2 separate regions of the Homo sapiens genome follow, and region 1 is linked to region 2. A link is a loop called in an ENCODE intact Hi-C map of the cell type or tissue named here. Cell type or tissue: dorsolateral prefrontal cortex. All regions are shown on one strand. Region 1 has its middle 12 kb from the start of MAPKAPK5. Region 2 overlaps ACAD10 (acyl-CoA dehydrogenase family member 10).

The links. Hi-C counts contacts between places; a loop is a spot of excess contacts. Peaks named below come from ENCODE experiments on the same cell type or tissue, not always from the same donor. Only the 100,000 strongest peaks of a DNase experiment are listed, where the experiment ranks them.
Region 1: it touches region 2 in a loop (1.0-fold over the local background); 5 of 110 quality-filtered maps call a loop at or near these places.

Annotation. Positions count from the first base shown.
Region 1 is chr12:111,827,892-111,832,891 of GRCh38, reverse strand. No RefSeq gene overlaps it. Among named protein-coding and RNA genes, the nearest start is that of MAPKAPK5, 12 kb to the left of the region's middle. In dorsolateral prefrontal cortex, no CTCF peak of the experiment used is centred here; no DNase peak of the experiment used is centred here.
Region 2 is chr12:111,751,328-111,756,327 of GRCh38, reverse strand. ACAD10 (acyl-CoA dehydrogenase family member 10) reads right to left here. Exons shown (of 21, transcript NM_025247.6): 19 at 2,413-2,556; 20 at 583-660. Among named protein-coding and RNA genes, the nearest start is that of ALDH2, 13 kb to the left of the region's middle. RefSeq lists an enhancer at 1-8. In dorsolateral prefrontal cortex, CTCF peaks have their summits at 2,768 and 2,968 (motif pointing left); DNase peaks (open chromatin) are centred at 1,466 and 2,937; H3K27ac peaks cover 1,202 bases.

The sequences.
Region 1 (5,000 bases), 77 kb before region 2:
CAACAAGAAGAGCTAACTATCCTAAATATATATGCACCCAATACAGGAGCACCCAGATTCATAAAGCAAGTCCTGAGTGACCTACAAAGAGACTTAGACTCCCAAGCAATAATAATGGGAGACTTTAACACCCACTGTCAACATTAGACAGATCAACAAGACAGAAAGTTAACAAGGATACCCAGGAATTGAACTCAGCTCTGCACCAAGCGGACCTAATAGACATCTACAGAACTCTCCACCCCAAATCAACAGAATATACATTTTTTTCAGCACCACGCCACACCTATTCCAAAATTGACCATATAGTTGGAAGTAAAGCTCCCCTCAGCAAATGTAAAAGAACAGAAATTATAACAAACTGTCTCTCAGACCACAGTGCAATCAAACTAGAATTCAGGATTAAGAAACTCACTCAAAACCGCTCAACTACATGGAAACTGAACAACCTGCTCCTGAATGACTACTGAGTACATAACGAAATGAAGGCAGAAATAAAAATGTTCTTTGAAACCAACAAGAACAAAGACACAACATACCAGAATCTCTGGGACACATTCAAAGCAGTGTGTAGAGGGAAATTTATAGCACTAAATGCCCACGAGAGAAAGCAAGAAAGATCCAAAATTGACACCCTAACATCACAATTAAAAGAACTAGAAAAGCAAGAGCAAACACATTCAAAAGCTAGCAGAAGGCAAGAAATAACTAAAATCAGAGCAGAACTGAAGGAAATAGAGACACAAAAACCCTTCAAAAAATTAATGAATCCAGGAGCTGGTTTTTTGAAAGGATCAACAAAATTGATAGACCGCTAGCAAGACTAATAAAGAAAAAAAGAGAGAAGAATCAAATAGACGCAATAAAAAATGATAAAGGGGATATCACCACCGATCCCACAGAAATACAAACTACCATCAGAGAATACTACAAACACCTCTACGCAAATAAACTAGAAAATCTAGAAGAAATGGATACATTCCTCGACACATACACTCTCCCAAGACTAAACCAGGAAGAAGTTGAATCTCTGAATAGACCAATAACAGGAGCTGAAATTGTGGCAATAATCAATAGCTTACCAACCAAAAAGAGTCCAGGACCAGATGGATTCACAGCCGAATTCTACCAGAGGTACAAGGAGGAACTAATACCATTCCTTCTGAAACTATTCCAATCAATAGAAAAAGAGGGAATCCTCCCTAACTCATTTTGTGAGGCCAGCATCATCCTGATACCAAAGCCGGGCAGAGACACAACCAAAAAAGAGAATTTTAGACCAATATCCTTGATGAACATTGATGCAAAAATCCTCAATAAAATACTGGCAAACCAAATCCAGCAGCACATCAAAAAGCTTATCCACCATGATCAAGTGGGCTTCATCCCTGGGATGCAAGGCTGGTTCAATATATGCAAATCAATAAATGTAATCCAGCAGATAAACAGAACTAAAGACAAAAACCACATGATTATCTCAATAGATGCAGAAAAGGCCTTTGACAAAATTCAACAACCCTTCATGCTAAAAACTCTCAATAAATTAGGTATTGATGGGACATATCTCAAAATAATAAGAGCTATCTATGACAAACCCACAGCCAATATCATACTGAATGGGCAAAAACTGGAAGCATTCCCCTTGAAAACTGGCAAAAGACAGGGATGCCCTCTCTCACCACTCCTATTCAACATAGTGTTGGAAGTTCTGGCCAAGGCAATTAGGCAGGAGAAGGAAATAAAGGGTATTCAATTAGGAAAAGAGGAAGTCAAATTGTCCCTGTTTGCAGACGACATGATTGTATATCTAGAAAACCCCATTGTCTCAGCCCAAAATCTCCTTAAGCTGATAAGCAAGTTCAGCAAAGTCTCAAGATACAAAATCAATGTACAAAAATCACAAGCATTGTTATACACCAGTAACAGACAAACAGAGAGCCAAATCATGAGTGAACTCCCATTCACAATTGCTTCAAAGAGAATAAAATACTTAGGAATCCAACTTACAAGGGATGTGAAGGACCTCTTCAAAGAGAACTACAAACCACTGCTCAATGAAATAAAAGAGGATACAAACAAATGGAAGAACATTCCATGCTCATGGATAGGAAGAATCAATATTGTGAAAATGGCCATACTGCCCAAGGTAATTTATAGATTCAATGCCATCCCCATCAAGCTACCAATGACTTTCTTCACAGAATTGGAAAAAACTACTTTAAAATTCATATGGAACCAAAAAAGAGCCCGCATTGCCAAGTCAATCCTAAGCCAAAAGAACAAAGCTGGAGGCATCACGCTACCTGACTTCAAACTATACTACAAGGCTACAGTAACCAAAACAGCATGGTACTGGTACCAAAACAGAGATATAGATCAATGGAACAGGACAAAGCTCTCAGAAATAATGCCACAGATCTACAACTATCTGATCTTTGACAAACCTGAGAAAAACAAGCAATGGGGAAAGGATTTCCTATTTAATAAATGGTGCTGGGAAAACTGGCTAGCCATATGTAGAAAGCTGAAACTGGATCCCTTCCTTACACCTTATACAAAAATTAATTCATGATGGGTTAAAGACTTAAACATTAGACCTAAAACCATAAAAACCCTAGAAGAAAACCTAGGCATTACCATTCAGGACATAGGCATGGGCAAGGACTTCATGTCTAAAACACCAAAAGCAATGGCAACAAAAGCCAAAATTGACAAATGGGATCTAATTAAACTAAAGAGCTTCTGCACAGCAAAAGAAACTACCATCAGAGTGAACAGGCAACCTACAAAATGGGAGAAAATTTTCGCAACCTACTCATCTGACAAAAGACTAATATCCAGAATCTACAATGAACTCAAACAAATTTACAAGAAAAAAACAAACAATCCCATCAAAAAGTGGGCAAAGGATATGAACAGACACTTCTCAAAAGAAGACATTTATGCAGCCAACAGACACATGAAAAAATGCTCATCATCACTGGCCATCAGAGAAATGCAAATCAAAACCACAACGAGATACCATCTCACACCAGTTAAAATGTCAATCATTAAAAAGTCAGGAAACAACAGGTGCTGGAGAGGATGTGGAGAAACAGGAACATGTTTACACTGTTGATGGGACTGTAAACTAGTTCAAGCATTGTGGAAGTCAGTGTGGCGATTCCTCAGGGATCTAGAACTAGAAATACCATTTGACCCAGCCATCCCATTACTGGGTATATACGCAAAGGACTATAAATCATGCTGCTATAAAGACACATGCACAAGTATGTTTATTGTGGCACTATTCACAATAGCAAAGACTTGGAACCAACCCAAATGTCCAACAATGATAGACTGGATTAAGAAAATGTGGCACATATACACCATGGAATACTATGCAGCCATAAAAAATGATGAGTTCATGTCCTTTGTAGGGACATGGATGAAATTGGAAATCATCATTCTCAGTAAACTATCGCAAGGACAAAAAACCAAACACCGCATGTTCTCACTCATAGATGGGAATTGAACAATGAGAACACATGGACACAGGAAGGGGAACATCACACTCTGGGGACTGTTGTGGGGTGGGGGAGGGGGGAGGGATAGCATTAGGAGATATACCTGATGCTAAATGATGAGTTAATGGGTGCAGCACACCAGCATGGCACATGTATACATATGTAACTAACCTGCACATTGTGCACATGTACCCTAAAACTTAAAGTATAATAATAATAATAATAATAAAAAGAAAAAAAGAACAGACAGGATCAATATGTGGGCTACAGGCTGGGTGCGGTGGCTCACGCCTGTAATTCCAGCACTTTGGCAGGCTGAGGCGGGTGGATCACTTGAGGTCAGGAGTTTGAGATCAGCTTGGCCAACATGGAGAAACCCTGACTCCACTAAAAATACAAAAATTAGCCAAGTGTGGTGGCATGCACCTATCATCAAAATAAATAAATAAATAAGCAGATTCTGATTCCTTAGGTGTGGGGTGGGGCCTGAGATTCTGTATTGCTAAGAAGCTGCCGAGTGATGTAAGTGCTGCTGCTCAGTCTAGGACCATACTTTGAGGAGCGGCTGTCAACACCTCCACGGTTCCTGTCACTCAACAGCCCCTACTTAAGGGATAGGCCTTGCTTCATGTGGGTGCCATGTGACCCCATCCCCTGGCCATAGCTGACTGGCCCAGGAATGGCCATCTGACCCAAGCTGGGCCCTTCAGAGGCTCCTGGGAAGTGAGACTGGAACATTATGCCAATTGTGGGTGGCTGTGGACACAGAGAGGTCGTTTTGTCCCAGGCTGAGGCAGTCCTTATCTGCCTCGGGAAATGGAAGCAGTGAGGCTTTGGAGAGGCCAGAAGGAGCAGCCTCCCAGCTCAGAGAGACTCGGCCCTGCCTCCCATTCCTCACTGCACTAACTGTCCCTTGTCCTTCCCAGGTGTACCCCTATTGCCTGATGGTTGTGTCACCGGTGGAGGGTGTCCAGGTTCTTGGTGTCTTGAACAAAAAATTGGACAAAACGCACAAAGCAAGGAAAGAAATGAAGAAAATTATTGAAAATGAAAGTATACTCCACAGTGTGGTAGCAGGCTGAGCATAGGGGCTCAAGGGCCCCATTACAGAATGTTTTGGGGTTTAAATACCCTCTAGAAGTTTCCATCAGTTCCTTGGTATATGTCCTACATAAATGAAGAGGATGAAGTAGAGCTACAAAGTCATTTACTTGGTGTACGCCATATGTAAATAAAGAGGATGAAGTAAAGTTACAAGGTCATTTACTCAGTGTACACCCTATGTAAAAGAAGAGAATGAAGTAAAGTTACAAAGTCATTTACTCGGTGTACGCCCTATGTAAATGGAGAGGATATTTTCTGTCATAGCTGAAGTGTGAATTGGGCTTATGTTCCCTGCCTCCAGACCATATTTTCGTGGCTCAGTTGGAGTGATGTCTCATCCTTCTGAATTCTGCCAAGCTGTCACAGGTTTTTCTCAGGCCATCTTCATTG
Region 2 (5,000 bases):
AGACACAGAGTGGAGGGAGGCGGCCCTGGGTCAGCCCTTGTCTCCGAGAGCCCCAGGAATGATAGCCTGCTCTTGATGGCCCATAACAACCATCTTCCCGGACTTCCCTGTGGCACCTATGTGATACAATCACTAATATTCCAGAGGGCTTCCATGGGGCCACACCTGCCATCCCACGGCCTCCAGACTCCCCAGGCCCACTCTGCAGGTGCCTTCTGCCCTGTGCTGGGGCCGGGGGTTAGGATCTAAGGAGGCGGCCCCCCTGCATGGGAAAGAGCCTGGGCTCTGGGCTTATGAAAACCCAAGTTCATGTGAATTTGAGGTCAGCTACTTGCAAGCTCAGTGACCTGGACAAGTCACTTCACTTTTCTGTGCCTGTTTCCTCACATTCAAAATGGGGGTACGATGGCACCTCCCACCTTGCTGGGTCATTCTGAAGAGGAAAAGGAAAGTTGCATGCATGGTGAGTGGGTGACACAGGGCATCTGCCAGGGTCTATGGGAGGCTGGGCGGCTGAAGATAGGAGAGTTTGGCATCTAGTATTGATGGTTCAAATAAGCCAACTGTCTGGTCTGTGCTCACCTGAATCGCACGATCAATCACTCGGGAGGCCATGGACGGGGCGACCATTTTAATCATGGCTATATCCAAGGCTGCAGCCTGTAAGGAGGAGGAGATGCGATCATAAAAGACCCGAGGGCAGCCTGGGTGGCAGAGTGAGGCCCCCCCGTCCCCCATCTCTACTAAAAATACAAAAACTAGCAGGGTGTGGTAGCATGTGCTTGTAGTCCCAGCTACTCAGGAGGCTGAGGTGAGAGGATTGTTTGAGTCTGGGAAGTTGGGGGCTGTGGTAAGCTGAGATTGCAACACTGCACTCAAGCCTGGACAACAGAGTGAGACCCCCTCTCAAAAACAAACAACAGGCCAGGCGCGGTGGTTCAGGCCTGTGATTCCAGCACTTTGGGAGGCCGAGGCGGGCAGATCACCTGAGGTCAGGAGTTTGAGACCAACCTGGCCAACATATAGTGAAACCCAGTCTCTACTAAAAAATACAAAAATTAGCTGGGCGTGATGGTGCACACCTGTAGTCCCAGCTACTTGGGAAACTGAGGCAAGAGAGCTGCTTGAACCCGGGAGGCGGAGGTTGCAGTGAGCCAAGATTGTGCCACTCTACTCCAGCCTGGGCCACCGAGTGAGACTCTGTCTCTCAAAAACAAAACGAAAAACTAAACCACAAAAAAGACCCGAAGGCAGAAAGCCTGGAAGAATGATCAGATTCCCAGCAAGAAGTCAAACACCACCGTCCAAAACAGAGGCCCCAAGGTCTCGCTGATGTGAGCTGGGTGAGGCTGCCCCTGCCTGGTGTACGGCTTGACAGCACCCAGGGATGAAGGGCGCCATGTTGGCAACTATTATCTTATGTCACAAGATGCGAAGCAAGTGCTGGCAGAATGTGGCTGTCTTCCCAGATGACGGGGAACACAGCCAGCACACACTGAAGGGATAAGGGGAGGGTCCTGTGCTTTGCTCAGGGTCACGGCCAGCTCTGCCTCCAAGCAGCAGTGGACCAAGGCCACTCAGGGCTCTGGGAAACCGAGCTACAGTGATCTGCCCTGGGGCAGGGTGTTCAAGGGAGACACCCAGCAGCCTCCACCATATCTAGCACGCCAGCGTCAAAGAACCAGGAACTGTGAGCATGAGCATGGGTTGGTCCCTGATGGTTGAGGGTCTTGGGTGGGGTTGGAGGCTGCCCCACAGAAAGCTGGACAAAGCAAGGTCAACATGGCATTGTGCTTGGTCATCACAGGCACTTAGAAAGAGCCTTAGTTAGCCTGGGCAACATGGTGAGAGCCGGTCTCTACAAAAAATAAAGAATTAGCTGGGCATGGAGGTTTGCGCCTGGAGTCCCAGCTACTTGGGAGGCTGAGGCTTCAGTGAGCCATGATGTACCACTGCATTCTAGCCTGGCTACAGAGCAAGGCCCTGTCTCAAAAAATAAATAAATAAAAGGTTAAAAAGAGCCTTAGTGAATGACTAATGTCACACTTGAAAATAAGCTTCTATTTTTGTTAATTCAATATTCAGATGAAGGCCAGCAGAGGGTCCCTTTTCCCTGCCTTACTCTTAGGTTGCCCAACACCTCCACCAATGGCCCTGGGAGTCCAGGGCCACCCAGGGGCCCTGTGGCCCCATCAGACCCACTGCCTTGGACTAAGCAGCTCACCAGGTCAGTAAAACACAAAGGCCAGTCCTCTCTTCTTGTGCCTTTCCAATTTTTGAAAAACTGCCCAAACAGCTCCAAGTAGAGGTGAAATAAAGTTTCTAATGTCAAGAAGCCAGGCTCTCATGCTTTGCTGAGTGAGGAGGAAGAATCTCTGCCTCTGGGAGGCCCCCTCGTGCCCCTGCCCCTACCTTGTTTCCTGCCAGGTCCATGAGGTGGGCAGCTCTCAGCACCAGCAGCCGTGCCTGCTCAATCTCCACGCGCGACTGCGCGATGTCCGCCAGCACTGTGCCCTGCTCCACCAGGGGCTTCCCAAAAGCCAAGCGGGACTTCACCTGTCGACACAGGAGATGTGCGGCTGAGGACATGCTGGGCTGGGGGTGGCCACGAGAGGCGGGGGCTGGTGGCCTGCAGAGCTGGGTGGAAGCAGACAGGACAGGGCAGGGGAGGAGAGTGAAACCAGGACTGTGCATCTTCTCAGCCAAGGTGCCTGTGTGCAGCCATGCGCCATGTCCAGGGAGTAGGTCTGACACACAACCTTCACGTGTGCCACAGCCAGCCACAGCCCACAGGGTGCCTGTAACAAATTGCTTCCAAGAACCCTTTATTCCAGCCATTGCACATCTGGGCAGGCCTGGCTACCAGACAGGAGCAGTTATAGATCTGAGCCAGCATCTGACCCAAGGCTACTCCTGGGAATGAGGGAGTGACTGCAGGCACTGCACACGGCGCAGGCGAAGGGTGCCCTCTGCTGACCGCAGCACCCCTTCCTGCCCTGCAGCTCCAATGGGAGCAAGGTCCCCTCAGCCCCGTCTCGCTCCCGGCCTTCCGCCGTGGGTGGCCTTATCTGCAAGGGGGATTTTAAATTCTGAAAGTCACAAGGCATCAGAAAAGGTTCTAAGTATTCCTTTTTTTTTCTTGTTTTATTTATTCTTTTTCCTTCTTTTTTTTATTATTTTTTTGGAGACGGGGTCTCACTTTGTTGCGCAGGCTGGAGTGCAGTGGCGTGATCTTGGCTCACTGCAACCTCCGCCTCCCGGGCTCAAGCAATCTTCCTACCTCAGCCACCTGAGTAGCTGGGACCACAGGCAAGAACCACCACATCTAGCTAACTTTCCAATTTTTTGTAGAGACAGGGTCTCACTACATTGCCCAGACTGGTCTCAAACTCTTAGACTCAGGCAATCCTCCTGCCTTGGTCTCCCCAAGTGTTGGGATTACAGGCATGAACCACCACACCCAGCCTAGTTTTTTTTTTTTTTTTTCACTAAAAACAATCTACACAAATAATTTATCTCATGGCAGAAAAACTACCTGTTTTCAGAACAAAAAAAGAGAAGACAGTAAGAGCACCTAGAATCCCACCATCTAGTCACCACTAGTTAATATTTGGTGGATATTCTCCTCTATCCTTCTATAGTTTTTTTATATATACTTATTTTTTCCAAAAACGGGAGCCACACTCTATATATGGTTTTGTAGCCTTTTTGTTTGTTTGAGACAGAGTTTCGCTTTTGTTGCCCAGGCTGGAGTGCAGTGGCGCGATCTCGGCTCACTGCAACCTCTGCCTCCCGGGGTTCAAGTGATTCTCCTGCTTCAGCCTCCCAAGTAGCTGAGATTACAGGTGCCTGCCACCACACCTGGCTAATTTTTGTATTTTTTTAATAGAGATGGGGTGTTTCATAATTTTGGCCTGACTGGTCTTGAACTCCTGACCTCAGGTGATCTGCCTGCCTTGGCCTCTCAAAGTGCTGGGATTACAGGCATGAACCACAGCACCCGGCCAGCCTGCTTAAAACAATAACAACAACAACAACAACAACAACAAAACATTATTTTGCATCAAAGCTAACAGCCTGTTTTTGTTTGTTTTTTTTTTTCCCAGACAGGGTGTTGCTCTGTTACCCAGGCTGCAGTGCAATGGCACACTCACAGGTCGCTGCAGCCTCGACCTCCCAGGCTCAGGAGATCCTCCCACCTCAGCCTCCTGAGTAGCTAGGACTATAAATGTGTGCCACCACACCTGGCTACTTTTTTTTTTTTTTTTTGAGACAGAGTATCGCTCTTGTTGCCCAGGCTGGAGTGCAATGGTGCGATCTCGGCTCACCGCAACCTCCACCTCCCGGGTTCAGGCGATTCTCCTGCCTCAGCCTCCCAAGTAGCTGGGATTACAGGCATGCGCCACCACGTCCAACTAATTTTATATTTTTAGTAGAGACAGGGTTTCTCTATGTTGGTCAGGCTGGACTCGAACTCCCGACCTCAGGTGATCTGCCCACCTCGGCCTCCCAAAGTGCTGGAATTACAGGTATGAGCCACCACACCCAGCCCCACCTGGCTACTATTTTTAATTTTTTAATTTTAATTTTTTTTTTTGAGATGGAGTCTTGCTTTGTCACTCCGGCTAGAGTGCAGTGGTGCAATCTCAGCTCAGTGCAACCTCCGCCTCCTGGATTCAAGTGATCCTCCTGCCTCAGCCTCCCAAGTAGCTGGGATTACAGGCATGTGCCACCATGCCCAGCTAACTTCTGTATTTTTAGTAGAGACGGGGTATCACCATGTTGGCGAGGCTGGTCTTAAACTCCTAACCTGAAGTGATCCGCCCACCTCAGCCTCCCAAAGTGCTGAGATTACAGGCGTTAGCCACCGCGCCCAGCCTTATTTTTTATAGAGATGAGGTTTTGCCGTATTGCCCAGGCTAGTTTCAAATTCCTGGGCTCAAGCAATCTGCCTGCCTCGGCCTCTCAGAGTGCTGGGAGTGTCACCACACCTGGCCACA